2 separate regions of the Homo sapiens genome follow, and region 1 is linked to region 2. Evidence: read pairs that join two places in POLR2A ChIA-PET (ENCODE). Cell type or tissue: Panc1. All regions are shown on one strand. Links, peaks and the distances in the headings refer to the core of each region. The heading gives the core; the rest is flanking DNA. Region 1 has its middle 11 kb from the start of LINC01447. Region 2 overlaps TNS3 (tensin 3).

Region 1 (15,795 bases), core at 2,822-10,821, 120 kb before region 2:
TACCTCAGCCTCTCCAGTAGCTGGGACTACAGGTGCCTGCCACCACGCCCAGCCAATTTATTTGTATTTTTAGTAGAGACGGGGTTTCACTGTGTTACCCAGGATGGTCTCAATCTCCTGACGTCGTGATCTGCCCGCCTCGGACTCCCAAAGTGCTGGGATTACAGGCATGAGCCACCGCGCCCGGTCGAACAGAGCCCTTCTAACCTTATACCTTCCAAAGGCCCTGCTTCCTTTTACTATGACTTTACAATTAGGTTTCAGCATATGAACTGGGGAGGGGACAAATATTAGGCCCAGCAGATATGTAATAATAACTAGCTGCCATTTATTGAAGAATTCATATCCTCCATACTAGGTAAAACACTTTCCATAAATTACATCAATTCTTCCACTATCCCCGTGGCAGGTTGTGACTCCCCAAAGAGGGCTGCCGTGATGTATGTATCCCATTCACGTGCTCTCACACAGCGCTGTCCTCCCACAGAGGACCTCCCTTGCATCTAGAAAGCAGTCATGACCACTCTGACTAGTAGGAAATGGCCAACAGGCACCAGTAGATATTGTTCCATCAAGTTTAGCCTAAAGCTGCTACTTACATATTTTAAGTTTGGCCTAAAGGTTTATCTGTACATTATGTGAACTGGAGCCTAAATGGAGTTATATACAGACTGTAGCCTACTCTTGTGCTGTCACTGAGTTTTGGCCAATTGAAGGTTGCCTATTGGCCAGGCGCAGTGGCTCACACCTGTAATCCCAGCACTTTGGGAGGCCGAGGCGGGTGCATCACTTGAGGTCAGGAGTTCAAGACCAGCCTGACCAACATGGCAAAACCCCGTCTCTACTGAAAACACAAAAAATTAGCTGGGTGGGTGGCGGGCGCCTGTAATCCTAGCTACTGGGGAGGCCGAGGCAGGAGAATTGCTTGAAGCTGAGAGGCAGAGGTTGCAGTGAGCCAAGATTGCTCCATTGCACTCCAGCCTGGGTGATGGAGTGAGACTCCATTTCTAAAAAAAAGGTTGTCAACTATGCAAACCATGTTCAAATAAGGCAAACACCGAGCTGTCACCAATCCAGCTGTTTCTGTGCCTCACTTCTGTTTTCTGTATGTCACTTTCCTTTATATGTCCATAAATCTTCTACCATGTAGCTACACTGGAGTCTCTGACTCTGGAGGCTGCCTGATTTGCGAATCATTCTTTGCTCAATTAAACTCTTTTAAAGTTAATTTGGCTAAATATTCTTTTTTCTTTTTTTTTTTTTGAGATGGAGTCTCGTTCTGCCATCCAGGCTGGAGTGCAGTGGTGCGATCTCGGCTCACTGCAACCTCTGCCTCAAGGGTTCTAGCGATTCTCCTGCCTCAGCCTCCCGAGTAGCTGGGACTACAGGCACTTGCCACCACGCCTGGCTAATTATCTTCATTTTTAGTAGAGATGGGGTTTCACCATGTTAACCAGGATGGTCTCCATCTCCTGACCTCGTGATCCACCCTCCTCAGCCTCCCATGATGCTGGAATTACAGGCGTGAGCCACTGCGCTGGGCCAAGATTTCTTTAAACAAAATTTTACAACTGGAAAAAAATATTAAGGCTTTGATTTGTACAACTGCCACTTGCTGGGGTGTAAATATGCCCATGGTGGGTTTCAGGCTACTAAGATGATGTCACTGAACATGAAGCTGGAAAGACATGTGCATTAACACACCATTAATGGTATTTCCACTCTATAGATAAGATCGATGTAAATAACTCCAAAAGCATAAATAACAGTAATATATGGTAAAAAATCATTTGGAAGTGACAAAGAATATATTGCCTTTGATTTTAATACAATGTAACTGTAAGTTTTTGTTAAATCTTAATGGTGCCTGTGATTAACAGGCACCCCAACATTTTTGAACATTTAATGATCAGTTCCTGGAGGCTGGTACTATCTGGCTCAGGCACGCTCCTTCCAAGGCCTAGAATATGGCTTCCACTCAGCTTAGTCCCTCTCAGGGTTGTGCCTGTAGAACTCTGGGCCTGTCGTGCTACCCTCAAGCCCAGTCACCCTGAAGCCACCATGCTGGAGGGGCCACATGGAGAGAAGGGAGAGAGAGAGGGCTAAAGATCCCCAGCTGTTTGAGTCCTGCAACACAGGTACCACACAGGGAGGGAAGAGCCTTCAACACAACCCAGCTCCAGCCCCAGTCTGAGCACACCCATGGGGACCAGAGACCTGAGTCAGCGCTGCTGACCTGAGCCCATTAGCCCCTAGGACTAGGAGACATAATAGTAATAAGTGAGCCGGGCACAGTGGCTCATGCCTGTAATCCCAGCACTTTGGGAGGCTGAGGCAGGTGGATCACCTTAGCCCAGGAGTTCTAGACCATCCCGGGCAACATGAGACCCCATCTCCACAAACAATTTTTTAAAAATTAGTCAGGCATGATACCATGTGCTTTAGTCCCAGCTACTAGGAAGGCTGAGGTGAAAAGATCACTTGAGCCCAGGAGTTTGAGATTGCAGAAGGCGAGATCACACCACTGCACTCCAGCCTGGGTGACAAAGGGAGACCCTAATTCAAAAAAAAGAATAAATAAAAAGTAATAAACGATTATTGTTTACAGCCATGAAGTTTTGGGTTGGTTTTGTTGTTCAACAATAGTTAACTAGAACAGTCCTAAGCTCACAGACAAGGAAACAGAGTTAGAGTGAGCATGAACTCTTCCCTAAGCAGAGAGTGGCAGGAGCTGGGCTCCCACAGAGTTTGTTGTCACCAGTGTCTTGACTGCTTGTTGTTACTAGGCTTACCCTTTAAGATAGCATAACACATTCAGATATTAAGTGAAGCTATGTTTATTTTATTTTATTTTATTTTATATATATATATATATTTTTAGACAGAGTCTTACTCTGTTGCCCAGGCTAGAATGCAGTGGCGCGATCTCAGCTCACTGCAAGCTCTGCCTCCCGGGTACATGCCATTCTCCTACCTCAGCCTCCCGAGTAGCTGGGACTACAGCCGCCCGCCATCAGGCCCGGCCAATTTTTTGTATTTTTAGTAGAGACGAGGTTTCACCATGTTAGCCAGGATGGTCTCGATCTCCTGACCTCATGATCCACCCACCTCGGCCTCCCAAAGTGCTGGGATTACAGGCATGAGCCACTGTGCCTGGCCTATTGAAATTATTTTAAACATTAAATTGATTTCAGTCACTTATAAGTCATTTAAGGTAAGAGGGTGAATTCATGAGTTCCCGAATAGGAAGTGGGGAGACTCGATTTCTCTCTGGCCAGGCTGGTGCTATCAGGAAGTATGCCTTTCTACTGCACGGGCACTGCACTGGTCAGCCGAAGTGTCCTTTCTCCTGTGTTCCCTCGTTTGATAATCAGACCAGTGTTGGCAAGATGGGAATAGAGATAATGGGCCAGCCTTTCTGGTTGCCCATGGCCTAGGGGTGAGGTTGGGCTGGTGGGGTCAGCATGGACATCTAGGGTCCTTGAGTGCAGTCATAGAGCCACGGGCCAAGTCTGGGGCAGCACAAAGAGGGCCTTCAGCTCCACTGAGGGCCCGGAGCTTCTCAAAGGCAGAGATCTTGGCCAGAGGAGGACTGGCAGGGGTTTGGCAGCACAGGAGAAAGCTGGTTTTATGCTGAGCGGTGGCATACAGCATGGCATTGTGGAAGGAGAGGTTCTACACCTGCCTGTGCCAGGAACAACAGGCATCCTGCTGCACGAGCCATCCAGGTGTGAGGGCTCTGTCCTGCCCACAACGGCCAGCCCACCTGCCTGGAAAGCACTGCTGCTGCTTGGGGCCAGCCATTCGATTACTCAGCATATCCTCTGTCCTCTGCTTTGTCTGCTGAAAAGGCCAGGGCTCTTTCCTAGGCCCTTCAGTTCCACAAGCTCGGGGCCCAGCTCTTTGGTGCAACTGTGTGTACTCCTGAAGATGGACATTTTACAGATGGCTCCAAATTGCTCTGTTTTCCCGCTGTCCCAAGCATCTGCAACAGCTAACACCAGGCTCAGGTACATTTTTGTGTTAGGGGTTGCACACAAGCAGATATCCACCAAGATTTTCCCCAACTAGTCACTACTAGGAGCAGTTACTCCTACTAGTCTTTACTGAGCCAGATCTTCGGAAAAGCTACCAGTTAAAATTCTGTCCTGGCCAGGTGCGGTGGCTCATGCCTGTAATCCCAGCACTTTGGGAGGCCGAGGCAGGTGGATCATGAGGTCAAGAGATCAAGACCATCCTGCCAACATGGTGAAACCCCATCTCTACTAAAAATACAAAAATTAGCTGGGAGTGGTAGTGTGCACCTGTAATCCCAGCTACTTGGGAGGCTGAGGCAGGAGAATTGCTTGAACCCAGGAGGCAGAGGATGCAGTGAGCCGAGATTTTGCCACTGTACTCCAGCCTGGCGACAGACACAGTGAGACTCCATCTCAAAAAAAAAAAAAAAAATTCTGTCCTTCTGTGGAAGGTTAGTGCCAGTACTCACTCCCTCTGCTGCCTCTATCGCCTTGCCTAGCACTGCCGGGGACTGAGTGGGGCATGTATCCTTCACTGCAGAAACAGTTCAGCCTGGTTCCATTTTGTCAGTAACAAAATGAAACGAAAAGATGAGCTGTTTTTCATTTGCAGTGGACACGAGGGTTGTAAGTCACATAACTTGAGCATGCCCAGATAAACCAAGCATGCCTGATTGGTGATGCCAGAGCCAACCAGAATGAAAAAGACAATCACGTGCAGAACCACATGCAGTCCATCGAGGAACGAGGTCCAAGTTAAGAAGCGAGGATGCCCTGTTTTGTTGCAGTACAAACTTAAAAGCCAAGAACCTAGCACCACCTCTTTGCATGACCCAGTCCAGTCACGCCTGTTGCAGTTTCCTATCTCCCTCATAGTTGTTCTCTGCCTATAAAACCTGCCCCCAGATCCCAGCCTGGGGAGACAGATTTCAGCACTGCCTCCTGTCTCCTTGCCAGTCAACCTTGCAATAAAGCTTTTTCTTTTCACAAAAGCTGATGCTATAATATTGGCTTCTATGCGTAACTAGTGTGAGCCCATTGCTCAGTGATACTTGCTTTCTAGAAAACCCAGAGAGAATCCTAATCTTTGCAAAAAGAAAGAAAGAGGGAAGGAGGGAGAGGGAGAAAGGGAGGAAGGAAAAGAAGGAAGGAAGGAAGGAAGGAAGGTAGGTCTAATCTTCACAATTTCTGCTTTTTTCCATTTTATACAACAAGATATCCATCTTTGCCAGTGGGCAAAGCTGTGAAAGAACACTGGGGAGAGGGAGGGAGGACACGGGTGTTAAAATCCAACAATAAATGCACATGGAGCTGGTGTTGGTGCGGGGAAGAGGAAAGGTCCGACCTCTGCTGTCCTAAGGAAAAAAAAAAAAAAATCCACCTCTTTAAAGTGTTTTTCCAGAGTTTTCATAATGTTTGTCCTAGTACTCTTCCATGTGAGAAAAAAAGTATATTAAAATATAATCCAAAAAATGGGAGTGTGTGAGAAATGCATTTGATAGCAAGTTATTCACCACAGTATTATCCACAATAATTAGAAATAAAAAATCTGCAATGTGGCCGGGCGCAGTGGCTCATGCCTGTAATCCCAGCACTTTCGGAGGCTGAAGCGGGCAGGTCACGAGGTCAGGAGATCGAGACCATCCTGGCTAACACAGTGAAACCCTGTCTCTTCTAAAAATACAAAAAAATTAGCTGGGCATGGTGGTGGGCGCCTGTAGTCCCAGCTACTCGGGAGGTTGAGGCAGGAGAATGGCGTGAACCCAGGAGGCGGAGCTTGCAGTGAGCCAAGATCGCGCCACTGCACTCCAGCCTGGGCAACAGAGAGAGACTCCGTATCAAAAAAAAAAAAAAAAGAAGAAGGAGCAAGATTCAAGCATCAAATATACATTAAACCCAATGTCACAGGAAGTAAACCTAGATATTCCCTGTTCTTTAATCTCTGTGTGCTAGGAATATGAGCAGTTGCTGTAATTTCTGCATTTGCCCCATTTCCCATTCTTCTCCTTCTTCTTCTTCTTCTTCTTCTTCTTCTTCTTCTTCTTATTATTATTATTATTATTATTATTATTATTATTTTGAGATGGAGTCTCGCTCTTTGCCAGGCTGGAGTGCAGTGGCACAATCTCGGCTCACTGCACCATCTGCCTCCCGGGTTCAAGCGATTCTCCTGCCTCAGCCTCCTGAGTAGCTGGGACTACAGGCGCACACCACTACGCCTGGGTAATTTTTGTATTTTTAGTAGAGATGGGGTTTCGCCATGTTGGCCAGGATGGTCTTGATCTCCTGACCTGGTGATCCACCCGCCTTTTCCTCCCAAAGTGCTGGGGTTACAGGTGTGAGCCACCTCGCCTGGGCTCCATTATTATTAAAAACAATCCTTGCTAGGTGCAGTGGCTCACGCCTGTAATCCCAGCACTTTGGGAGGCTGAGGCGGGCGGATCACGAGGTCAGGAGTTTGAGACCAGCCTGGCCAACATGGTGAAACCCCATCTTTACTAAAAATACAAAAATTAGCCGGGCATGGTGGCGCAGGCCTGTAATCCCCGCTATTCAGGAGGCTGAGGCTGGAGAATTGCTTGAACCCAAGAGGCGGAGGTTGCAGTGAGCCGAGATCATGCCCCTGCACTCCAGCCTGGGCGACAGAGTGAGACTCCATCTTAAAAAAAAAAAAAAAAAAGTCTCTGAGACACGGTGACAGAGAGGCTTCTATGGAGCCCTGAGGATGGGCTGAGGAGCAGACAGTGCTGTCGGCGGCTGACTTGCCGGTTTGGGATCCCCCAGGCCAGTGCCCTGGCTCACAGGAGTGGGGCCCGTCTCCAGGACCCAAGTCTGTGTCTTTCATGGGCTCACCATTCCAATATCTCCCTTGCCCTTTCCATCTAACCACTTAGGCCATTTTTGTCTCAAGGAAAAGCAATTGCCCTTTAACTACCAGCTTGTAATTCTTCAACACACCCACCAGATGCTAACCTGATATCTAGACAATTTGCCTTTTCAAGGACAAACCTTCAGGCCTCCATATAAATGCTCAGCCTCCTCTGCAGACCGACCCTGCCACCTGGGCTTGGCTGTTTGCCTGTGTTGATTTGACTTGTCCTTTTGGCCGATTACCCTCTGCCGGGAATTGTTCCTGATGGTGACATTGTAAACCACCAGTATATTATAGAGCTGGAGAAACACAGCGCCTCGTGCAGGATAGGCAACCTTTCTCTTGCCGAGCAATCACTTTGAACGTTTTGGAACTGGAAGAGGGCTGGTGTGAGGCAAATGGCAATAGCTGTGTGTTCCCGGGGCAGAGGGGCACGGTAGTGGGGGCACCCATAGAGACGATTAGCTGTGAATGCTTCCAGATTCCTCCTTAGAACTGCAGAATGGAAGGTGGTACATACCACTCACTAGAAATGGCTTATGTCCAGGACAGCCAAGACTCCAGAAGACAGTGCAGTCTGTGACCAGGGAAGGACCTGACCTGGCAGGGAGAGGAGCTGCTTAAGGAAATTGAGCCTGCCATGAGATTCATCTCCATAAACAATCCCCAGCTAGGAGATCATAACCCTGCTTTCCAAACAGAGCTGCTGTTTTCTACTGTTGCATAATTACACAGATCGCCCAACTGTTTGGGAGAGACCACACATTACTTTTCCAGTTGTGTAAATAGAAACGAGCCAGCAGCAACTAACTGAGCTCCTGGGGGTAGAAATGAGAAGAGGAGGGATGGTGAGGGATGAGCCTGCTCCCAGCAGGGCAATAGGGAGGCCACTGCCGCTGCCTTTGCCTGGAGAGCCCCTGGCAGCCTGCTCTGCACTCTGAAATCAGTGATAGGGCTGAAGGTTTTCTCCCTCTCTTTCTTTCCAAGCTCGAGGCTTTGTAAGAACTGGATCAGCTGTGGAAATAGTAACACTTTTTCCCTGTCCCCAAAACTTGCAGAGTTAGATGAACAAGGAAGGCAGAGCCCTCAGCCTTCTTGAAGGTTCAGACAGGGCAACTGATGCCTGGCTCCCTCCGCTCCAGCTCCGTGGGCCTTCACATATTCCAAGCCATTCTGTAAAACCCTTCTGCTGAATGAGCGCCTCACTCGTGGTCTTTCCTGGGATGTATTCAAGCTCTCTCTGCACAGACAGGCCTTGGAAGCTCTGCTCATAAACAGAAGCTGATGAAGCCAGCTCTTGGCCTCCGCCAAATCCACATGAGGGCTGAGACATCAAGAAGGGATTTATTCCCATTCTTGCTCTTTGCAATCATCAAAACAACTGTGGTATAGTTACTGATAACTCTTTGACGTGGGGCAAGTTAGGAAATGTGTGGAGGGAAGGTAGGTGGGGGATGTGGTGACTTGTCGCTCAGCGTCAATCTCCAGCATCATACCCCAGTTCTGCCACTGTCCACTCCAGGGCCTTTTTTTTTTTTGAGACAGAGTCTTGCCTTGTTGCCAGGCTGGAGTGCAGTGGCGCAATCTCAGCTAACTGCAACCTACGCCTCCTGGGTTCAAGCGATTCCCCTGCCTCAGCCTCCTGAGTAGTTGGGACTATAGACGCCAGCCAGCACGCCCGGTGAGGTTCTTGGTCTCGGCGTTTGTTTCTCCATTGACAATGTGGGGTCACAGTGAGAGGCCCTTCCTTCTCCATGGGTTGGTTATGAAGACTTGAGCAGCTGATTCACATAAGCACCTGCCATGCTATAATTGTTCAATGTGGCTGAGCACCGCAGCTCATACCTATAATCCTAACACTTTGGGAGGCTGAGGTGGGTGGATCATTTGAGGCCAGGAGTTCGAGACCAGCCTGGCCAACATGGTGAGACCCCATCTCTACTAAAAATAGAAAAATTAGCCAGGCTTGGTGGTGCGTGCCTGTAATCCCAGCTACTGAGGAGGCTGAGGCAGGAGAATCACTTGAATCCGGGAGATGGAGGTTGCAGTTAGCCAAGATTGCACCACTGCACTCCAGTCTGGGTGACAGAGCAAGACTGTGTTCAAAATAATAATAACTATTATAGTTGTTCCATGTGTTAATAATAATTAGCAATCACTTCTCTGGGAACCATGTAGGGTTAGGGTCAGATTTTGGTGAGATAAATCCTATACTGAGCCTCGTAGATAATGGGCACATAAGGGGGTCCTGGTGCGGTGGCTCACGCCTGGAATCCCAGCACTTTGGGAGGCAGAGGTGGGTCATTTGAGGTCAGGAGTTCGAGACCAGCCTGGCCAACACGGTGAAACCCTGTCTCTACTAAGAAACAAAAAACACAAAAGTTAGCCAGGCATGGTGGCGGGCGCCTGTAATCTCAGCTACTCGGGAGGCTGAGGCAGGAGTATCGCTTTAACCAGTGGACAGACAAGAGCCAAGATCGTGCCACTGCACTCCAGCCTGGGTGTTACAGAGTGAGACTCTGTCTCAAAAAAAAAAAAAAGAAAAAAAAGATAATAGGCACATAAGGATGACCAACATCGCAACACTGATTATTTCTCACTACAGAGTGCTTTGTCCCTAATAAAACAAGGGTTGTGAAGTGCCCTGTAAGGATGTGAAAAGTGACTTATAAATATTCATTTACTCTGCCTTCAAGAGAAGGGAGCCGAGGAACCTATTTTACTTCATAGATAAAATTTGTTGGGAAAAAATCTAAAAGCAGATTTTCAATTTCTGAATGTTACTAATCTCAGTAACATTATAAATGGAACTTTTTACTTTCACCTATCGATTTTCTGACTATAATTAAGTTATTTACCATTTGCATATATAGGGGGCCTGGAAAACTCTTATGATTATATGAATGTTTAATGTCTAGATATTAACATTCTACAGATGAAAAATGTCTGGAGCAAAAACCTTACCTGAACTCCAGTAGAAGGTGCTCTTCGGCTTGATGACATTCCTGTCTGAGTACAGCACCCACACTTCCAGATCTGCAGTGGAGGGAGTCAGTGAAGAGCTGACCAGCGCGGGGCTGACCTGCTCACACCGGGCACTTGCACGCACCTCCACCTTTAGACTGCTCACCATCACAGGGCCGCTTTCTGACCACTCAGGGAGAGTGAGGCGGAGACAAATCTTTACCCTGCCTGAGACCAGATTCAGTCTTCGCTCCCTGGATGCAATTGTTCTGAGGGCCACATTCCTCTGCTCACTTGTTTGATGGAGCAAGAACAGATCATCTAAGGATGCTGGAAAGGTTAAGGACCTTCCTGGAGGGCACTCGCTGTGTATCTCTGGTTAGGTTGGCGGTGACATTCACTCTGAGATGGCATGATCAGTAAACACACCACTTGGGGTGGGTGTTTTTGAGAACGTGTGTACAGCAGATTCAAATGACTGTCCTAGGCTCTGGGACCCCAAAAGCAAGTGTCCTTGAAAATGACTCAGGTGCTTAGATCTACATATGTGACACTGTGCTGAGTGTCCCTGTACAGGCCTGTACATGGCTTTAAAGTAGTACATGGCAGATGTGGCATAGAGCATACATAGATAATTAAAGCAAATGTATACTTCATGCTTCATGTCTGTATTTTTGCTTCATATTGTAGCTTGCTAAGTTGCAGTAAGAAAATACTACAGGCAGGATGTGGCGGCTCAGGCTTGTAATCCCAGCACTTTGAGAGGCGAGGTGGGTGGATCACCTGAGGTCAGGAGTTTGAGACCAGTCTGACCCATATGGTGAAACCCTATCTCTACTAAAAATACAAAAATTAGCCAGGTGTGGTGGTGAGCACCTACAGTCCCAGCCACTCAGGAGGCTGAGACAGGAGAATTGCTTGAACCCGGGAGGTGGAGGTTGCAGTGAGTCAAGACTGCACTACTGCACTCCAGCCTGGGCGACACAGTGAGACTCTGTCTCAAAAAAAAAAAAAAAAAAAGGAAATACTGCAGACAGGGAAGCTTGAACAGTATAAGTTTATTCTCAGTTTTGGAAGCTGAAAGTCTGAGATCCAGGTATGGGCCGAGTTGGTTTCTTCTGGGGCCTGTCTCCTGGGCTTGTAGATGCCACCTTCCCCAGGTGTTGTCCCTCTGTGTGTATCTGTGTCCTAATGTCCTCTTGTTTTAAAGACACCAGTCATATTACATTAGGGCCCACCCTAATGACCTCATTAAACTTTAATTACCTCCTTATTTTTATTTATTTATTTATTTTTTGAGACAGAGTCTCACTCTGTCGCCAGGCTGGAGTGCAGTGGAGCAATCTCAGCTCACTGCAACCTCCACCTCCCGGGTTCAAGCAATTCCCCTGCCTCAGCCTCCGGAGTAGCTGGGACTACAGGCACACCCCACCACGCCTGGCTAATTTTTTGTATTTTAGTAGACACGGGGTTTCACCATGTTGGTCAGGCTGGTCTCAATCTCCTGACCTCATGATCTGCCTGCCTCAGCCTCCCAAAATGCTGGGATTACAGGCGTGAGCCACCAAGCCTGGCCTTAATTACCTCTTTAAAGATCCTATCTCACATTCAGTCACACACTAAGGCACTGTGGTTGGGACATCAACCTTGGGATTTTAGGAGGCGCAACTCAGCCCATAGCAATGTTCCAGGTTTCTTTTTCTTTTTAAAACACCATTTATAAATGTAGAAATTTTTTTTGTTTGTTTGTTTTTGAGATAGAGTTTGGTCTGTCACCAAGGCTGGAGTGCAGTGGCGCAATCTCTGCTCACTGCAACCTCCACCTCCCAGGCTCAAGCAGTTCTCCTGCCTCAGCCTCTGGAGTAGCCGGGATTACGGGCGCCTGCCACCACAGCTGGCTAATTTTTGTATTTTTAGCAGAGACGAGGTTTCGCCATGTTGGCCAGGCTGGTCTCGAACTCCTGACTTCATGATCCACCCGCCTTGGCCTCCCAAAGTGCTGGGATTACAGGCGTGAGCCACTGTGCCGGGCCAAATTTAGAAAGTTCATAAGCAGATGACAGACAAGAGGAGCCTGGGGAGGAATCCTAGCCTAGCAGTCTCCATCTTAATCAGAGACAGGCTTTACCCGCAGGTATTGACTGTCTGACCATCGCAACTGTGACCAGTCAGCACCAGTGTCCCAGGCTTGTTCATATTCAGCCAGAGTACCAACAGCCAGCAGAGAATAAAGCTGACTGGCCCAGTCACGGCGCTGCTGCCAATGCTTCTGCTCCAGCCTTCGGAGTCTTCCCTTACCCCACCCCTGCCACAGAACCCTCTTAATGTTCGTACTTTTGACAAGCCCTGTCCTACTGACCCCAGACCCCAGATTGCATTGGCTCCTCAGTGCCTTCTGTACCCTGAACTCACTGCACCAGCCAGTCCACCCAGGCAAAGATGCCATACGAGGCCCTCAGCCCTAATGCCATTTGACTTTATACCCAATACTGGAGAAAGCAGACTCTTTGCTCAATGTTTAATTTCTTAGTTGGAATTTCCAAACTTTCACTCCATTGCAGCACACAGGATGGAGGGCCCAGGGTTGTGAGTGAGTTTACTCTTTTTAACCAGAGTAGTACAGGCATCAGTAGGAAAGGGAATGAGAACCCCATTGCTGGAGACATCACTTTGCCTCTGCTATTTCATTACTTTCTCTTTCTTTCTCTTTCTTTTCTTTCATTTCTTTCTTTCTCCCTCCCTCCCTCCCTGCCTCCCTCTCTCTCTCTCTCTCTTTCTTTGTCTCAAAAAAAAGTCATGTTGGCCAGGATGGTCTCAATCTCCTGACCTCGTGATCCACCTGCCTCGGTCTCCCAAACTGCCGGGATTATAGGCCTGAGCCACTGCACCTGGCCTGTTTCATTACTTTTGTTTTTATTTTTTATTTTTTTTGAGACAGAGTCTTGCTGTGTTGCCCAGGCTGGAGTGCAATGGCGCAATCAACCTTCGCCTCCCAGGTTCAAGCTATTCTCATGTCTCACCCTCCCGAGTAGCTGGGATTACAGGTGCCTGCCACCATGCCTGGCTAATTTTTGTATTTTTAGTAAAGACGGGGTTTCACCATGTTGGTCAGGTTGGCCTCGAACTCCTGAACTCAGGAGATCCACCTGCCTTGGCCTCCCAAAGTGCTGGGATTACAGGCGTGAGCCACTGCGCCTGTCCTGTTTCATTACTTTCTAAGTAAGTCACCATCAGCTTCAGCAGTCTACCATAGGTAACAAATGGCTCTTCCTGAACGCATGTTGAGGACACTTTGAGGTCTGGACCCCAGCTCCTTAATCACGTATATGGAGTGGAGGTGCGCTGTTTACTGTAGGGCCTCACCAGGCTGGCTGTGCAGAGTTTACAGACTGACTTGCATGAAAAAAATTGGAAGGCTCACCCCAGAAAGGAATGTTGGCAAGAGAAGTTATTTACTTAGAGGTTGAACTCTAGTTTGGTCTTTGGGACTTTCCATGCTATTTGAAAGAATTCTGGCATCCCAACTATGTGGCAAGGGCTGACCAGGGTGAAAAACCTGCTTCATGTCACTTTAATTTGGAGAAATGAAATTTGCTTTACTTGGAAACAGTATCCGCAATTAAGCCAAGGAGGGAGGGCGGGGGTTGGAGAAGGTTTCACAGGGATAGCAACATCCAGAACAGCACTTCTATAATCTTTGAGGTGAGATATTTAGATGCCAACAGGTCCAATACTGCAAGAACATATCATTCACTCATTTATTGGAGACAGAGTCTTGCTCTATCACTCAGGCTGGAGAGCAGTGGTGCGATCTTGGCTCACAGTAACCTCTGCCTCCCAGGCTCAAGTGAACCTCTTGTCCCAGCTTCCTGAGTAGCTTGGGCTACCGGCATGAGGATGTCTCTACATATTTTGTGGATGATGTTTCTACATTTTTTGTAGAGATGGGGTCTCACTGTATTGCCCAGGTTGGTCTTGAACTCCTGGGCTCAAACTATCTGCCCACCACAGCCTCCCAAAGTGTTGGGATTAGAGGTGTGAGCCACTGTGCCCAGTCGAATATATAATTTAAGTCATTGGCAAGTAGCATGGGTTTTTCACATCATGAAAGTAATGTAACCCCACAGTGGGAAACTAGAAAATGAAGGAAAAGTCTAAGGTGCCTTAACAATTGCCAGTAATCCTACCCCCAAGGGACAATCCTGGTTGTCACCATTAACATGTTTACTTCTTGCAAGGTTCCTTTTTTTTTTTTTCGAGACAGAGTCTCCCTCTGCCTCCAGGCTGGAGTGCAATGGCACGATCTCCATGTGTCCAGAATTTATTCTTTCTGGTGGGTTCTTGGTCTCTATGACTTCAAGAATGAAGCTGCAGACCCTTGCAGTGAGTGTTACAGCTCTTAAAGATGTGTCCGAAGTTTGTTCCTTCAGATGTTCAGATGTGTCCGGAGTTTCTTCCTTCTGGTGGGTTCGTGGTCTCACTGACCTCAGAAGTGAAGCCACGGACCTTCGCAGTGAGTGTTACAACTCTTAACGGTGGCGTGTCCAGAGTTGTTTGTTCCTCTTGGTGGGTTCGTGGTCTCACTGACTTCAGGAATGAAGCCACAGACCCTCATGGTGAGTGTTACAGCTCATAAAGGTAGTGTGGACCCAAAGAATGAACAGCAGCAAGATTTATTGTGAAGAGCAAAAGAACAAAGCTTCTACAGCCTGGAAGGGGACCTGAGCAGGTTGCTGCTGCTGGCTCTGGTGGCCAGCTTTTATTCCCTTATTTGGCCCCACCCACGTCCTGCTGATTGGTCCATTTTACGGAGCACTGATGGGTCCATTTTACAGAGCACTGGTTAGTCCATTTTACAGAGCTGTGATTGGTGCGTGTACAATCCTTTAGCTAGACACAGAGCGCTGATTGGTGCATTTTTACAGAGTGCCGATTGGTGTGTTTACAATCCTTTAGCTAGACACTGAGGGCTGATTGGTGTGTTTACAATACTTTAGCTGGACAGAAAAGTTGTCCAAGTCCCCACTCAACCCAGGAAATCCAGCTGGCTTCACCTCTCACTGGCTCACTGCAACCTCTGCCTCCTGGGTTCAAGTGATTCTCCTGCCTCAGCCTCCCGCAGGTGCACACCACCACGCCTGGCTAATTTTTGTATTTTTAGTAGAGATGGGGTTTCACCATGTTGGCCAGGATGGTCTCAATCTCCTGACCTTGTGATCTGCCTGCCTCGGCCTCCCAAAATGCTGGGATTACAGGTGTGAGCCACCATGCCCACTGCCCAAGGTTCCTTCTAAGCATGTTTTTATCTATGTAAGCATGTCTTTTCTGCATAACTTTAGATTGTTTGAGCAAAATCTTCTAAGAAAATTTTTTGAAGCCATCATTTTATTTTATTTATTTTTTCCTGAGACAGATTATCGCTCTGTCGCCCAAGCTGGAGTGCAGTGGCACGATCTCTGCTCACTGCAACCTCCCCCTCCAGGGTTCAAGAGATTCTCCTGTCTCAGCCTCCTGAGTAGCTGGGACTACAGGTGTGCACTACCATGCCCGGCTAATCTTTGTATTTTTTTTTTTTTTTTTTTTTAGTAGAGAAGGGGTTTCACCATGTTGGCCAGGCTAGTCTCGAATTCCTAACCTCAGGTGATCCGCCCACCTTGGCCTCCCAAATTGTTGTGATTACAGGCGTGAGCCACTGCTCCCGGCCTGAAGCCATCATTTTCACCTTGCCAATCCCATGCAGGTTGAGTTCAAACCTGCCCTCTTAGAGTTCCTGTTTTGCTGCCTGGGAAATGGGAACAATTATAATTCCTGTCTCAATAGGCTATGTCTTTGACTGTTTGTGCTGCTATAACAAGAAACCAGAGACTGAATAATTTATAAAGAGCAGAAATGTATTTTATCAACAGTTCTAGAGGCTGAAAAGTCCAAGATTAAGGTCGCAGC
Region 2 (15,795 bases), core at 4,621-12,620:
AAGAGTGAAAAAAGAAGTAGGAGAAATGAAGCAGTTGTAGGAAAGCAGATGTTGGGGAGGGGAGAAGGGGGAGGAAAGGGTGGCAGGTGGTGCCCCCCTGAAGGAAATGAAGGGGAGCTTAGGCAAGCAGATGGAGGCATGGGAATCCTATCCTTGAAACCTGCAGCCTGGCATCATGGTGAGATGCCTCTTCCGCCTCTGCCCACTTGCAGACACATTTGCTCCTTAGAGTTGCACTTTGTGTAGGGTATTGAGTATCATCTTGAATCATCAGAGGTGAAATGGACCTGCAGATAATTTTTTTGTAAACTTAAGACCCCACGTAGGGACCATACGCAGGAGTTAGTGAGGGGAACATGCGCAGGAGTAATGTTGGGGAGATGCCCTGCACAGGGTCCCGATGCGCAGCTCCCCCTTTAATCCAGGAAAAACACAGAACCTCCTACCACCTGGGCTCCAATGCTCTCAGACCCCCTGGCTCATCCTCAGCCTTTGCAGCCTGGCTGCGAAGGTCCAGCTTGCTGTTTCTCTCTCTGCATGTGCCTCGGTTTGCACCCTTCTTGGATATAAAATACAGGAGTGCTGGTGTTGCCTCCTTGCTGAGTCTGTAGAAGGAGAGTGCAGCAAGAGGAGAGAGGTCCCAGGCTCTGTCCAGCCTCTTGGCTCCTGCAGGTGGCCTCAGCATCTTCTTCCACTGTCCCGGTGCTACGTCTGGGCACTTGCCAAGCCAGGAGCCTTTCCCCGCTCTCCAGCTGGCTGCTTGAGGGAGAGAGAACTTTGTGATAGGCTTGCTGCTCTTTTTAAGCTGAGACTACAGGAGGTCCTGGGGAAGTCAGCGGAACCCCCTGCTGCCCTCATCGCCTGCTGCCCTGGGGGCCTTTGCTGGGCTCTCCCATCAGGGATCCCCATGTCCTGGCTGCGGCTGATGCAGGAGCTTTTTCACTTCCACCAGACAGGCCCAGGGCAAAGACTTGGTCCTCTGCCATGGAAAACACGGGACCTAGAGTTTATGGCTTCTTCAGAAACTGTCCCTAGACATTCATCCTGGGCGTCAACAGACGCTCAGTGGCCTAACTGATAAGTTTCAACCATTAACTTCTGTCTGGCAGTTAACTTTCATCTTCAGATCACTCCTTTTCTCTGCATGCTAAGAGCCGCAGCTGCCGTGCAGTGGGATACGGGCCTGCTGGGTCCCAGGGATTGACCTCTCCAGCCCCCTCTCCCCATTGTCTGATGAAAAACCTCGAGACCCCAGGGAGGTGAAACAACTTACCTATTGTCACCTAGCTTCTGGGCCCAGAATTCATGGGCGTTGCATTTCAAAGTTCTGATTTTTGCTGTTCCATGTGTTCTTTTTGGTGCTTTGCCATCTTCATGTATCAGAAATGGAGCTGAGGTTTGTGTGGGTGACTTTAGCCCACCTTGCTCGTATGCCTACAGAACCTACTATGCCTCTTGTGAACTCCAGCTCCAGGGCCAACTTCTCTAAAACACGAGTTGAGCGTCTCTCCCGCTTGGCTTGGGGCTCACTCCTCTTGGGCTGCATCTCTATTTCTCTCTCATGAAATGATGCCTGAGAATTCTCTGACTCCCGCATGGCTCAGGCCTCTTCTTCCCCATGAAGGCTCTGCTCATACATCCGTGGCATCTTGTCCGAGACTCCCAGTCCTCCCACGAGACAGTGAGCAGGGGCAGTATCTCTCCCCAATTCCCATAGCTCTTTGCAACCCTGCAGGGGCCTCGGCTGTCGCAGCTGTGCGTTTCTGTTTTGGACCTTCTCACCCGTGCACAAGGAGGGAGGCTGTGGGAGCTGCTGCTTTGCTGACCCTGAGCTCTCGGTTACTGCATTCTTTGAGCCTGTCTCATCTTCCATGTCCAGACCTTACCCTGTCTAGGGCCCCAGAGCCTCCACTCTCCAGCATCCCACCAGCCAGCTCCGCTCTGCTCAGGGCAGGGGCCTGTCTTTCCTGCCAGCACACAGGCCACGGAGGCTGCAGACTCTCGTCCCCACCTTCAGCAGGGTTGGTGCTCCCTGGGCTGTTGGTGGAGGATGGAATCTGGTGAAGCTCATTGCCACAGCTTTTAAGGTTGGGGTGTCAGCTTTGACCTCCCCAAAAGGTGTAAGTAGTGGCCTTTCTTCATATGGTCTTCACTAGGAATGAATGATCTGAATTTGCTAGTAACAAGGCCTAATAAATTCTTTCTTTCTCTCTTCCTTTCTCCCTCCCTCCCTCCCTCCCTCCCTCCCTCCCTTCCTTCCTTCCTCTCTTCCTCCCTTTCTTTCCTTCCTCCCTTCCTCTCTTCCTCCCTTTCTCCTCTTCTCCCTTTCTCCCTTTCTCTCTTTCTCTCTTTCTGTTTGTCTTTCTTCCCTCCGTCACCCGGGCTGGAATGCAGTGGTGCGATCTTTCACAGCAACGTCCACCTCTTGGGTTCAAGGGATTCTTCTGCCTCAGCCTCCCAAGTAGCTGGGGTTATAGGCGTGTGCCAACACGCCTGGCTATTTTTTTTTAATTTTTATTTTTAGTAGAGACGGGGTTTCACCATATTGGCCAGGCTGGTCTCAAACTCCTAACCTCAAGTGATCCACCCACCTTGGCCTCCCAGAGTGCTGGGATTCTAGTGTGAGCCATTGAGCCCAGCCAGGACCAATACGTTTTTCATAACCAAAAGGAAAATCCCTGGCCCTGCGTGTAAAAGCTCTTTTGTTGTTTGTGAGTTCATCTCTTTCCTGCCCCTATTTGTACCCTTTACAATAGCTTCAGGAAGATGGTTACTCCCTCTGAACTCAGCTTCTTCATTTGAGCATAGGATTTTTAGGGATGTCATGAGATACATCTCTCCATGTCCAGCCTGTGCAGAAGGAATGCCACTCAGTCAGCGCTGTTGAGGGATCTGCAGGACCCTGCCGAGTGCTTTAGATATGCTCTGTCATTTACTCGTCACACTTCTGTCTGAGGAGGCTTGTTCTGCTCCCTCTTACAGGTGACAGGGCTGGGACCGAGCAGTTGCATCTCTTGCTAAAGCCTGCGATGGTCCTGCCCCAGCTCACGCGGCCAGCACGGGCTCTGCCTCTCTCTGCCGTCTCAGTAAATGTTTACACGGGCATCCCTTCTCCTCCCTCCCCACTTCTTGCTCTAAGGGCGGAGGCAGTTAATTTTTAAGCCAGCCAGTTCAGCAGACATTTCCTGAGGGTAGCTCTCGGCCGTGCACAGAGCTGGACCCAGATGCAGCGTGCTGTCCACAGGGAGCTTCTGTCTGCAGCCCCACAGGACGAAATGAGAGTCTGATTCTGCCAGATGATTGCAGGTCTCCACCTATGTTTGCCAAGTGTGTGTGTGTGTGCGTGTGTGTGTGTGTTTTAATGTTTGACAGCTTTTAAAATGGTTTTTAAAATTAGAAGATGTTATTTTTAGAGCAGTTTCAGATTTGCCGCAAAATCGAGGGGAAAGAACCGAGGGCTCACACACACGTGCTTACATGTACACACGCATGCATATTCACGCACAGAGACACACACTCTCCTGCCGTCAGCATCGCCGCACCAGAACAGCACATTTGTTAGAATTGATGAGCCAGTATTGATGAGTCCACAGTCTACGTTAGGGCTCACTCTGGGTGTTGTACATTCCATGGGTTTGGACAGGTGCATGATAAGTGACATCCACCATGACAGTACCGTATGGAGTAGTTTCGCTGCCCTAGAAATCCTCTGTGCCGCGCTTCTCTCTCCTGCACCCCGGCAGCCGCTGACCTTTTCACTGTCTTCATAGTGTTGCCTTTTCCAGAATGCCATAGGGTTGGAATCATACATGTGTAGCCTTTTCAGATGGGCTTCCTTCACTTGATAATATGCATTTAAATTTCTTCCCTGTCATTTCTTGGCTTGATAGCTCATTTCTTTTCAGCTGAATAACACTCTGTCATCTGGATGTGCCACAGTTTACCCTCCATTCACCTACTCAAGGTGGGTACTGATTGGTGGCTTCCATGTCTTTCTTTTTTGCTAGTTGTCACTACTGTCAGAAGAACCATGAAGCATCCTTAAATTCTGCTCTTTTTGAGGACACTTTTATTCCTTTTCCTGTAAGATCCCTTTTCTGGTAGGCTGTCCTCACCAATCATTTTTGACTCATTTTAATTAGAAAGTCACTTTACACATTAACACCTTACTAGAGGCATGTTTATACCTGTGTCTCTTTTTCTACTGGGAACTATTACTCCTGACTCCCAGAGTCTGGGAAGTGGCCCCACTGTGTGAATCCCATCAGCCAAGGCCACCATGTGGGCTCTAGGCTCACTCTCAAAGTCAGCAAGCCACATTTGGCTTTTCATGTCAGCACAATTATACTTTGTACAAAAGAATTAAGGTTTCTAAATCCCTAGTAATCTGAGCCTCAATCAGAGGCATTCATTGTGGACTTCTAGGCCTTTCTTGGACTCGAAGGTGGCCAGCAGGACCAAGCCACTGTCAACTGAGGAAGTGCGTCAGCTGGGCGACACCAGCTGCCAGCAGCTCGGGGCCTTGCCCTGTGGGGCTCTGCTCCTTGCACCGTCTCGGCATCTGCGGGGCTTTATGGTGACCCTGCTGGCATTCCACAGGCTGGGAAGTCACTGAGTTCGCCACTTTACACCAGAGGAAACAGGTCTTTGAAACTGGTGGTGACCTTTGGCCGGGCTGACGGGACCATGTTGGCTGTCTGGTTATGAGTGAAGTTCTCGCCCTGTGATGGCAGGTTTGTTTTTTAGTGCGGCATAAGTGTAAGCTATATTTGTGTAGGAAGTCCTAGCCCTGCCCCAAAAAGAGGCCAAAAGAGAATTATGATCTTTTGAAACAAGATATTTGTTTTAAATAAATAATATAATTTTAAAATGTATCCTGTGTTTTCTCTGAATCATCAGTTTTCATTCCACATTGTGTTGTAACAGATGAAACAACACATACCTGGAATGAATCTGCACCTATTTGCCACATCATTTTAACTACGTGGCCAGTAACCTAATTAGCAGCTCTGCAGCCAGCATCTGTATCTGTGTCCTGGGCAGGAGGCTAGAAGGTGCAGCCGGAGGGAGAATGTGGGTCCCTGCATCCTGCACGTGGCTCAGGCCAGGCCTGTCTGCCTTGACTCTCGGCATCTGTGAAATGAGGGTAACTTTCCATGGCACTGTGGTTACATGGGAGGGTAGGAGGCTGTTGGCAAGGGCACCCCGTGCCTGCAAGTGTGTTTTATTGATTAAACTAGGGCTTTCGAGGTGCCCTGGAAATCTTCTTCTGAACCCCACCTCTGTGTCTTTTGACCAGTTCTAACCTGAGAAAGAAGCTCTCCCTGCAGAACCTCCATTACTTGAGAAATAATTTGGACAAGCGTGCTGTTGGTTAAGGTTCACTCCCCACCTCCACCCTGCGGGATGTTGTTGGGTGTCTGTTTACCAGGGGTGTCACGGAGGAGAGAAGGGGCCAGCTGACCTCATGCAGCCAGGCTCTGATGACAGAGTGGGACACCCAGAGAAGATGAGGCCCCTGAATTCAAAACAGATGCCACTTTCATGGTGACAGTAATGAATGTTTGAGTGACTGCCCTGACTGGGTCAGATAGACCAGGGTGGGGAGCCCGGTCCTGGAGGGAGCCCCATATAGCTCGAGGGGCAGGGGACAGAGCAGCAAGGCCAGGCATCCATGGGCACACGTCGCTCCAGTGTAAACAAAAACAAAAGAAAAGAGCACGCGGTGAACATTTCCTGCTCTGTGTGTGTGTGTGTGTGTGTGTGTGTGTGTGTGTTCCATACGTGAAACTCTGTACTAGGCGAATACTTATTTTCTCTTGCCTGGCCTCTTTGGGAGAACAGAAGTACAAAATGGAAATTTGCATGTGTAGCTCTCAGAAGCAGCTTCTGAAACTTTGAGGACTCATAAAAGAGAAGAATGAATAACAGACCTGGGTCTGGATCCTGACTCTGCTTTGTCTTACCCATGTGACCTTGGGCTTCAGTTTCTTCCTCTATAAAACAGGAATTAACCCCTACTAAGAGGACTGCGGAGAACTGAATTCAACAGCTCCCCAAGCACAGGGCCTGGTGGCTTCTGCAGGAGTGCTCTTTTCCCCTTTTAATACCTTAATCTGCATCATTGTATTAGGAATCACTGTAGATGTCTACAGTGTCAGTTGCTGGAAACTACTCTTTCTGCAGTTGTGGTACTGACGCTAGTAGATTTATTTCATGAAATGTTGCCTACCGCTAGCATAAATCACTATGCATTTTATTTATTAACTGTTAAATGACAAGAAAGTATATATATTTTCTAAATTTTCTTCTGAGAATGGGGTCTGCTCTTTTAAGCAAACAAATTCCATTTAGTGGGCTTAATTAGTGCCTCAGACTTAGCCTGAGGCCCACCTGAAAGTGGTTCCATATGGCTAATGGCAGAGCCGTGGGCTTAATATTTTCTGACACTGGAATCCAAGTGCCTCTTGCTCGATGCTGCCTTGGTTCTGGCCAGCTCTGTGACCTTTCCCCTGACTGGCTGCCCTTCTTTCTACTCCCCCCAGCCTCCTGCATTTGCACAGGCTCACCCTGCCTTGGCTCACCCCACAGAGGACTTCCGTAGTCCTGGCCCACATCGCTGCAGCCAGGGTATCTGGGCCTAGGGCAGAGCTGGGTGCTGCAGGTGTCCCTGCCTGCTTGGTCTTGGACTTCTGATGTGATTTCCCACAAGCCCCTGACGAGCAGGTACAGATGCATCCCCAGCCCTCCGCCTCTCTCACCTGTGCCTGGCGTTCTGTACTGCGTGTGCGTGGACTCTCCCACTCAGACTCTGTTTGCGTTGGCCACCATCGCTTTTACTCCCGCTTCTCTTGAAACACGTTCTGGCCGGTGGTGTGCAGATGAGGGTTTATACCCTGCTGGGGGTGCAGCGGGCTGATTGGCAGCCTCTGCTGATTCCCCTGGTGAAAATACCTCACCTCCCCCCGCCTGCTTCCAAGCTACCAGCCTGACATTAATCAGCTTGAAACACTCCTGAAAATGCCATTTGGCTCCAGCACCTCCTGCCCATCAGCTCTGGTCACAGGGGAAACGTCCCTCCTTCCACACATGTGGCCCCAGGTGCTCTTTCTGCTGACTCTGGCTGCCATCTGCAGGAGCCCTTGGCCCCTTTCTAGAAGACCCCAAACTCTGTATTCCCCTGTGTGAGCTCACATCCTGTTCAGTGATGTCCTTTTTTGACGTGCTTATCTTACTACCCCTTTTTTCAGACCACCATTCAGTTTTTGAACTGCTCAGAGTCTATAATGTATGCTTCCTCCCATTATCCTGTCACCCCTCCTCCAGGCTCACTGGGGTCCTCTCCTCTCCTCAATCCAGGGCCTCTTCACCTCTGGGCTTCTGGGCTGGGTGGCATCGGGGCCTCTCCCCAGCCCTGTGGCACCGTGTGCTCCTTCTGGATCACAGCTCTTCCTCTCTGACCCTGCCTCTGGCTCTGTCCAGGTTAGAAATCCACTTGTCATAATGTGTGTGGTTTCGTCCACTGCTCTCCTGAGTGGTCTGTCCTTACCCCTTCCCTCTGCCGAGATGGAGGAGGAAGGTGTGCTGCAGTTGGGGAGCTGCAGAACGGCCTGTTCTCTTTCAATGTTTAGACACCATATGCAGTGCATCTTTTTAAAATTTCTACTACAGTCATTCTTCCACATGGATGCCACCCACCCTGGCATCTAGCAATGTCATCTCTGCAGAAGCTTATCTCCGGGACTTTCTGGCAGTCCTGGGCCCTGGCTCTGGCTGGGAGACTGCATTCTGGCTCTGAGTGTAGGTTCCCAGTGGGATCTTGTTCCTGAGACCTCTCTATGGCCCGTTCAGACTCAGGTCTTCCAGAGCCTGAGTTCAGGCTGGGAGAGGTGTTGGAAGCCCGCCCCTGTTGGGACATAACCATCCCTGTCAGGCTAGGAGAGACCTCTGCAGGCCTCGTCCTCAGGGCGGGGGTCGTGGCCCTGTGCCCACCATACTTCCAGATACCCCACTCTGTCTCGTGCAGCCCCTGCCCCAGACGCTGCCCTCTCATGTTGTCAGCGTGTGTGTCCATGAGTCTCAGCCCCCTAGACCACAGGACAGGCACTTAGTTGATGTGCGGCACTGAAGCCTGTGCTCTCTGGCGACTGCACCAGTGTTGCTGTGCATGCGCCTTCATGCCTCTCATTGAGACATGGCTTCACGTTCCATGGGGAGAAGAACGTTTCTTTTTTTTTTTTTTTTTTTTTGAGACGGAGTCTGGCTCTGTCGCCCAGGCTGGGGTGCAGTGGCGCAATCTCGGCTCACTGCAAGCTCCGCCTCCCGGGTTCACGCTATTCTCCTGCCTCAGCCTCCCGAGTAGCTGGGACTACAGGCGCCGGGGAGAAGAACGTTTCTAATCAAACCGCTGGCTTTATTTTTGTGGGGCTACTTCTGAAGGGTAGGTTTCCTAGTGAAGCCCCCATTTCTTCTTTTTTTCAGCCACATTTTTATCAGCGGGGCCAAAACCCATAACGAAGCATTCAAATCCCCACCTCCAGATTTTGAATTGTAAAATAAAACTTGTTTCACCATGGGTTTCCCCTTCCCCCCTTTTGTAAAGCAGTTAATTTTAGGCAGGGATTCAGGAAGTGCCTACTCCCATTTTCTGTCAAGCACAGAAATAGCTCGCGGGGCGCCCTCTCTCCGCCTCCCGGGAGCAGCTGGCGGAGTTCATTTTTGTGTGTTTCTAGGCATTTCAACTCCTGCCTTTCTGCGCACTGTGTGTGTGTCTGTGCACCCTCAACTCCAAATTACCCTGGAACTTTCCGAAGCCCGCAGGCTTCCTTTCTGTTCTTAATAAAGCGGTGTGCAAGGATCTGAGCTGTTAACCCTCCCTTATCACTGGAAACTGCCCCCTGTTCAGAAGGTCTTTAGAATAACAAACTCACAACTGTGTCTTTCAGGGGAGGTGGAGTGGATAGAATGGCTGAATGGTTGCAATACTGTGATGTGAGAAATTCTGCTTTCAGAATCTTTATCTAAAACCTTTCGCTTTTTCAGAGGTTTCTTTACTTCTAAAAAGCATTTGGAGGGGAGTCGATTGAACCTCAGGAGGTTGGTTAGAAAGCTTAGCACTGCCCAGCAAGAGCTGGAGTGGCCCAACCTTGAACAATGGGTGGGGTCAGTAGGAAGTAGACTTGTGGGCATTTTAAAGGTAGACCTGTTAGGATTGGCATACCCACCCGGTGGGTCAGAGGCACGGCTTGTGAGTAATCCTTAGGTTTTGAATTTGAGACACTGGGCAGAGAGGAATGCCACTGGCAGGATTTTGTGAACAGGGGTGGAAGTTTAGCTTTAGACCTGCAGGAACCAGTTTAGGTTTCATGGAATATGTTTATGTGGACATTAGAGTTAAATGGAATGCCATTATCAAGATTTTGTGAACAGGGGTGGCAGTTTAGCTTCAGACCAGCAGGAACTAGTTTGGGTTTCATGAAATATGCTTATGTGGACATTAGAGTTGGCCAGTTGGCCATTTGCAGCTCAATGCTTAATTTTAAAAGATTTGATAAGTTGTGAGCTCTTAGGGTTTCTCATGTTTTCTTTTCTTGTCAGCTTTTTTTTTTTTTTGAGACGGAGTCTCGCTCTGTTGCCCAGGCTGGAGTGCAGTGGCGCGATCTCGGCTCATTGCAAGCTCCGCCTCCTGGGTTCATGCCATTCTCCTGCCTCAGCCTCCCAAGTAGCTGGGACTACAGGCGCCCGCCACCATGCCCGGCTATTTTTTTTTTTTTTTTTGTATTTTTAGTAGAGACAGGGTTTCAGCGTGTTAGCCAGGATGGTCTCGATCTCCTGACCTCGTGATCCACCCGCCTTGGCCTCCCAAAGTGCTGGGATTACAGGTGTGAGCCACCGCGCCCGGCCTCTTGTCAGCCTTCTTTAGAGCAAAGGACAGTTGGTAAAACCCAAACTGTTCATCATGTGATTGTTAAACACTCTTGCCAAAATGTATTTCAGGGAAAATTTCTCTGGTGCCTACCTTTGTGGAATTTACCATTTTCTTCCCTGAATAACTGTTGTATGTTTATACCTTTTCTTCCATTTTAAACTGAATTTCGAAGGCAACTGCTAATTCTTTCTCATCTCCGAGTGCCCCGAAGTGTGATATTTGATATGCCATTCTGCAATGAATGAATGAATGAGAGGTTGAGACAACTGACCCAAAGTCTGGCGAAGTGACCAGCTCACTTATTTGTGCTATTCCTTTTCTTTACGGATGACCACTGAACATTGACTGTCAGAGCTCTGCGCTTCACTCTGGAGGGTGGTTTTATTCGAGATCTGGGCATCCCCTCCCTAGGGGTGACCACTTCCTCTGCCTTGTCATTAGCAACAGGTCAGTGGAAGCCAGGGCTTGATATGAAGAGCCTGCTATTGATTTCATATGGAAACCTCAGATGCCACAGACCCCCAAGAAGCAGGAGCTGGGGGTGGCATTAGCTGATGTCATCGCCCGAGGCTCTGCTCCCTGTGAGCTCAGTGCCGTCCTGATGAACGGGCCTTGGCTCTCACAGGCAGTGGGAGCTCCTCCTGCTCCAGAGCTCCATGTCCGGAACCCCGCCTTTCTCAGCATGAGGCTGGCGTGGTTGAAAATACAAACACCTGCTTGCCTGCTCCCTGGTGGATGTGGGGCCCACCCCTCATTTTAAAAGCCTCGGAAAACTGTGCTTTGTTTTAGTGTTACTGCCTCCTTGGACCTTTTCCTTTAAAATAAGAAGAGGATATTACAAAATCACAGGAGCAGAGGGTCATAACATTTCTGTGCTCTTCTCTTGAAGCAGAAATAAAAGCACATCTTATTTGTGTGTCTCCTGAAGAAGGGGCCTTGCCACTGGGCCTTGAGGCACAGGCACCTGCCCAGTAGGAGGTGGGCAGGTGGTTTTCCAGGCAGAGGGAGCAGCCTGGGCTGAGGCTCACAGGTGGGAGGTAGGGTTAGGCAAGGGAGTTGAGCCTGGACTATGTTGGCTGCAGGTGAGGAAAGAGGATAAGAAGAGATCAGGTGTGGGGAGCTGACAGTGCCAGGCCCTGGAGTCTACCGTGCGGCAGGCAGGGCAGCCTGCCGATATGCGGCTGTGTCCTCCATGAAGGCCTGCGCACCAGGCACATGGGCTCCAAACCCAGCCTTCCTGCTGCTGGCCAAACAGAGAGCTGTGGTGAGGGGCTGCCCCCACTGTGGGGTGGCCAGAGCCATGACAGAAAGCCAGTGTAGGGTGGACATGAGATGATGACTCCCTGTCATTCGTGAGTGGGATTAGGAGTCACTGGCACACAGTTGGAAAGGGAGCCATTTCTGGTGCCAATAGTTAAGGTCCCCACTCAGTAGGCCCCTACAGCTTCTTCAGAGTCAGGTATTTTAACTTGTATGTTAAACATGAATAAATCAAAGCAAAATCAAAAAGCGTTCCTTCATTTGCTTAGACTACCAGTTGAGTGTTTTAGAATGTTCATGGTGTCAGGCATGGCATCTGGACCCGTCCTTCCAGGAGCCTGTAGGATCGCTCTCAGGAACTGGCTGTGATTGATGGGGCCATGCACACATCAACATACACCCGGGGCCATCTCTGTAGGACATGACTCTCGGGTTTCACCGTCCCACTCAGGCCTATGGTCTTGGGCAGTGGTTCCTCCCTGCCTTCCTTCAGGTGAACAGGACGGGGCGAGGGACATGTCTGTTTTGCCCCTGGTTAAGTATTATCATGAATCAGTCTCATTGCTGCAGCCTCATCATCAGAAAATTGTCCAGGAAATGCCTAGTCTGAAAAATATGGAGTTCGTGTTTCAGGAGAGAGGCAAAGTCTGTATGGCCGACTGAGATGGCCTTCGGTAACTATGCTGCTGTCTTTGAAAGGCCGTGGGGTCCCCTTTCACCCTCACTCCAATCTGACAGTGTATATTTGATATAGTCCCACTGTCAAGACTTTCCTATGAGCTTGAGGTTCACATCCACCCCGCGAGGTCGTATTATCCCTATGTCACAGATGAGGAGGAAAATTGAGTTCACAGAGGACAGTCTCCGTAAATTCATCAGAGCCAGCTGGGAGAAGCAGAGGGCTTGCCCTAATTTCAGTCTCTGGATGCAAAGACAGAGCTTTTTCGGTTCTGTCCAGTCACTCTGGGGCTTGAAACAGTATATATATGGTTTAAAATACATATTTGTTTAAAACCGAAGCTTACATTCAAGAACACCACATACCGTGCATGTTCAGCCTGATGCATTTTTTGGTGAATCGCAGCGTAGATGGACGAGAGGCTGCCCCTCTGCCTCTCTGCCCACTGGCTAGTGTCCTGGGTCATGTCTGCCCGCCTCGTGCTGAAGCCACAGCCGCGCTCTGTCGGCCTCTTGCCCCCACCATCGGCGGCTGAAATCTCCTCATCTGTGACAGCTCATGGCCTCATTGCTGCTGTTGGCTTTTTCAAGTGCTGATTTTGAGCCCCTTTCCTCTACTTCCCGACACAGAGCACTGAAGGATGGCATTCTGGTGCCCAACACACTCGTCTGGGCATGCTGGGGCTGTGCGCATTGCTGGGCACACTATTTCTGTTCTCTGTTGTTGCCTAACAAATCCCCTGTACACTCAGTGGCTGAAACCAACAAGCTGTGATGGATTCGTGAGCTGGCTGGGCAGTGCTTGCTTCATGTGGTGCTGACAGGGGGACTGGGTGGCCAGAAGGTCACAAACGCCCTCATGCCCATTTCCAACGATTGGCACTGGGCACCTCGGTGCCCCCTTGTAGGTGTCTCCATGCGGCTGTTCAGGCTTCCCTTCATTATGGGGGCTGGGCCCAAGAATGGGATGCTCCAGGCGAAGGCGGCAACTGCAGCTGTCTAAGGCCAGGCTTCGGAGTTCTGCCATATTCCACCACTCACAGCAGGCCACAGGGCAAACCCAGGACGAGCCCAGACTCAAGAGGAACAGGGACAGACTCTACCTCTTGATGGGGGAATGGCAGAGTTCCTTTACAGAAGACCCTGTGTGATGCCACCGTCTTTGAAAACACAACCTACTAAACTTATTCAGGCAATAGCATGCAGGGATGTTATTGTAGAGGTAATCATCAGTCTCTTCTGATGAATTAAAATGTAAATTACTCACAAATGTCAGTGTCAGTACTTTATTACTTTATTATTAATTATAGGTGGCCGGTGAGAATTATAGGCTGATCAGATGTAGCTGGTGAGGAATGCATGAGTTGGGACCTGGATTTTCCTTGTGGAAATGGATCCAGTAATGTGGATGCAGTTAAATCTTGGTCCTTGGCATTATAATGCTCTAATAAAAAGACGGTTCATCAACTCAATACTACCTTTTAATCTTTCTGCAATTAGGTTGGATTTATGATTTATGAGTTTTTCTTCTTGCTTTTTTTGCAAGCCATTAGCATTTTATCAATCACCAGATGTCCTCTTTCTCTTTTTGAAAAGATAAGGCGTAGGACTGTGGTAAGTGTTGGCCTTCAGGGGTCTGTAGACCCTGATTCTGCCTCTGCGGGCCTCGGCTGCACCATGAGATGCTTGGCCTCCCTGCTCAGCCCTGGTCTTGTAAGACAGACTCACTGCAGGAAGGCGTTTGGGCCCCCGAGCGATCCTGTGCTGTGCCCTTTGCTGGGACTTGTGTATACAGCATGCAAGTGATCCTGAAAGTGCTTTTCAGCCACTTCGAGAATCCCCTGGACATTGTTCCAACAATAGGTTCACATTTGATTTCTGATCTGAGACAAATAATGGTGACATAATGGATACAGGATACTATGCTTTTGCTTTAAATCTATTATATTCCCTACCAGTGGTAACTTGTTTGCCTGAGGCCAGCGAAGGCCTGGCCCTGCCTTGTGGGCCATGGGCCTCAACTGGGTAAAGGTAGCCAATGTTAAACAGCTACACAGCCTAAGTAAAGAATGAAAAAGAAGGTTCCAGTAGGTTCAGCTAAGCCCATCTGGGATAGGGGCACTACTCTTTTGTCTAAAAATTATTAGATTCCATAGAGTTGGATTGAAAGGGGAAACTGAGGCCCCTAGAGGTGAGAAGAGCCGAGACCAAGCCAAGACCAAGGACTGGGAAAGCTTGAGCCTTTCTTTTTTCATTTTACTGTGCCACAGACATGATCTTCACTAGCTGCTTGTTAACTGTAAGGAAAAATATAATGACCTGATTCTGGGAATTTTCCTTCTCTTTCTCTTCCGCTCCTGTCCCGGTTCTCAGCCCGCAGGCTGAGAAGGTTTAATTGCGTCTGCCGGGCGGGTGTTTTCTCATGGGGATTAGAGCAGGCTAAATTGGGCTTTGACGCTTAGTGGGATAACAGAGCTTCCTGAGGAATGTGAACCTAATTAGGGATTCCAGGGTCAAGCCTGACAAAGGAGACACAGAAGCAAAGTTAGGGTGAGCTCTTGAAGGAAGCAGAGAAAGTTAATAAAGTCTCGAATGTCCTCATTTTGTACTGCCATTCTTTGTATAGATCTGCTGTTGTTTGCAGGCTTGTGTTGAAAATCTGACCCTGGGCCTCTCTTCAACCCTCTACCTAGCCCCCTGTCCCCAGGCACCATTGGAAAAGCAGCCTTGAATGATGAGTAAGGCCACCTTCGGCATGTCAGGAGCCCCCGGCCTCACCTGGGGGACCCAGCTCTTGTTGGTGTGCCCAGAACGTTCTGTGTCGACCTGACGTCTCCACCCGTCCTGTCAGACCTTTGATTGTTAGTGCTGGGGGGTTGCATTTTGTTTCCCCAAATTCAAATGTTGAAGTCCAAATCCCCAGGACCCCAGAGTATGGCAGGATTTGGAGATAAGGTCTTTAAAGAGGTAATTAGGTTGAAATAGGGTCATTAGGATGGGCCTAATCCAGTATGACTGGTGTCCTTAGAAAGACTGGGACACAGACACACACAAGGAATGGCCACGTGAGGACACGGGGAGAAGGTGGCCATCTGCAGGCCCGGGAGAGAGGCCTCAGGAGGAACCACCCTGCCCACATCTTCATCTCAGCCTCCTAGCCTCCAGGACTATGGGAGGATAAACGGCTGTGGTGTCAGCTGCCCATTCTGTGGTATGTTGTTACAACAGCCGCCCCTTACCCGAGCTAAGACTGTTGCTTATTTAAGCAGATAAACACTTGGGTCAGTGTCAGCACTGGGAATGAGGGGACTTTCCTTCTGTGATTATTCTCCTTACCCTGCCCTTGTAATAAATGATAATAATGGTAATATAAACACATGAACAATGCATCCTTTTTCAATCTTAACTAATGGGTGAATTAAAGATCTTGCTAGTTTATTGATCAGTAACATACAATGTAAGAAGTCAAAGCTGTGGTATAATAGAAGTGGCCCTTCGTAAAAGCTCCACCCTCCTTGCAACCAGGCTGCTACTCCGTGTAGAGATTATAGAAGAGTCCCAACCCCCAATTATATCGTAAGGTCCTGGTGGTCAGCAAATATTTGGCGTCCGTATCTGTTTTTCCCTGGCTAGTTCAGGGCCTCAGAGGTAGGTTACCTCTGACTGTTTTTATGACTTAGGAAAGAAAGTACTGCCATCTTGGCGCCATCACGAAGTTTCTTTAAAAAGAATTGTTTTTGTAAAGATAAAATAAAAGTAAACTTCATTTCTGAGTCTTTGCAACTTATCTTAGAGTTAAAACTATTATGATTAAAGTAATTTTATGTATGATAGAACTTGTGCATAAGGTGATGTCTCTGTACTTGGCTTAACTCAGTGAATTGCTTTCTCCCTTGTCTGCAAGGTTTGGCAAGGTCAGTGGCTGGCCC

The links. Peaks named below come from ENCODE experiments on the same cell type or tissue, not always from the same donor. Only the 100,000 strongest peaks of a DNase experiment are listed, where the experiment ranks them.
Region 1: POLR2A ChIA-PET joins it to region 2 with 11 read pairs; 5 of 35 experiments call an interaction of 5 or more read pairs at or near these places.

The regions. Positions count from the first base shown.
Region 1 is chr7:47,602,627-47,618,421 of GRCh38, reverse strand. No RefSeq gene overlaps it. Among named protein-coding and RNA genes, the nearest start is that of LINC01447, 11 kb to the left of the region's middle. RefSeq lists enhancers at 3,111-3,655, 3,656-4,202 and a silencer at 7,313-7,554. In Panc1, for the core only: no CTCF peak of the experiment used is centred there; no DNase peak of the experiment used is centred there; H3K4me3 peaks cover 785 bases; H3K27ac peaks cover 8,000 bases.
Region 2 is chr7:47,487,645-47,503,439 of GRCh38, reverse strand. The region is part of intron 3 of TNS3 (tensin 3); the gene reads left to right. Among named protein-coding and RNA genes, the nearest start is that of SNORD151, 31 kb to the right of the region's middle. RefSeq lists enhancers at 108-704, 705-1,302, 5,694-5,773, 6,074-6,193, 9,260-9,851 and 1 more. In Panc1, for the core only: no CTCF peak of the experiment used is centred there; no DNase peak of the experiment used is centred there; H3K27ac peaks cover 7,376 bases.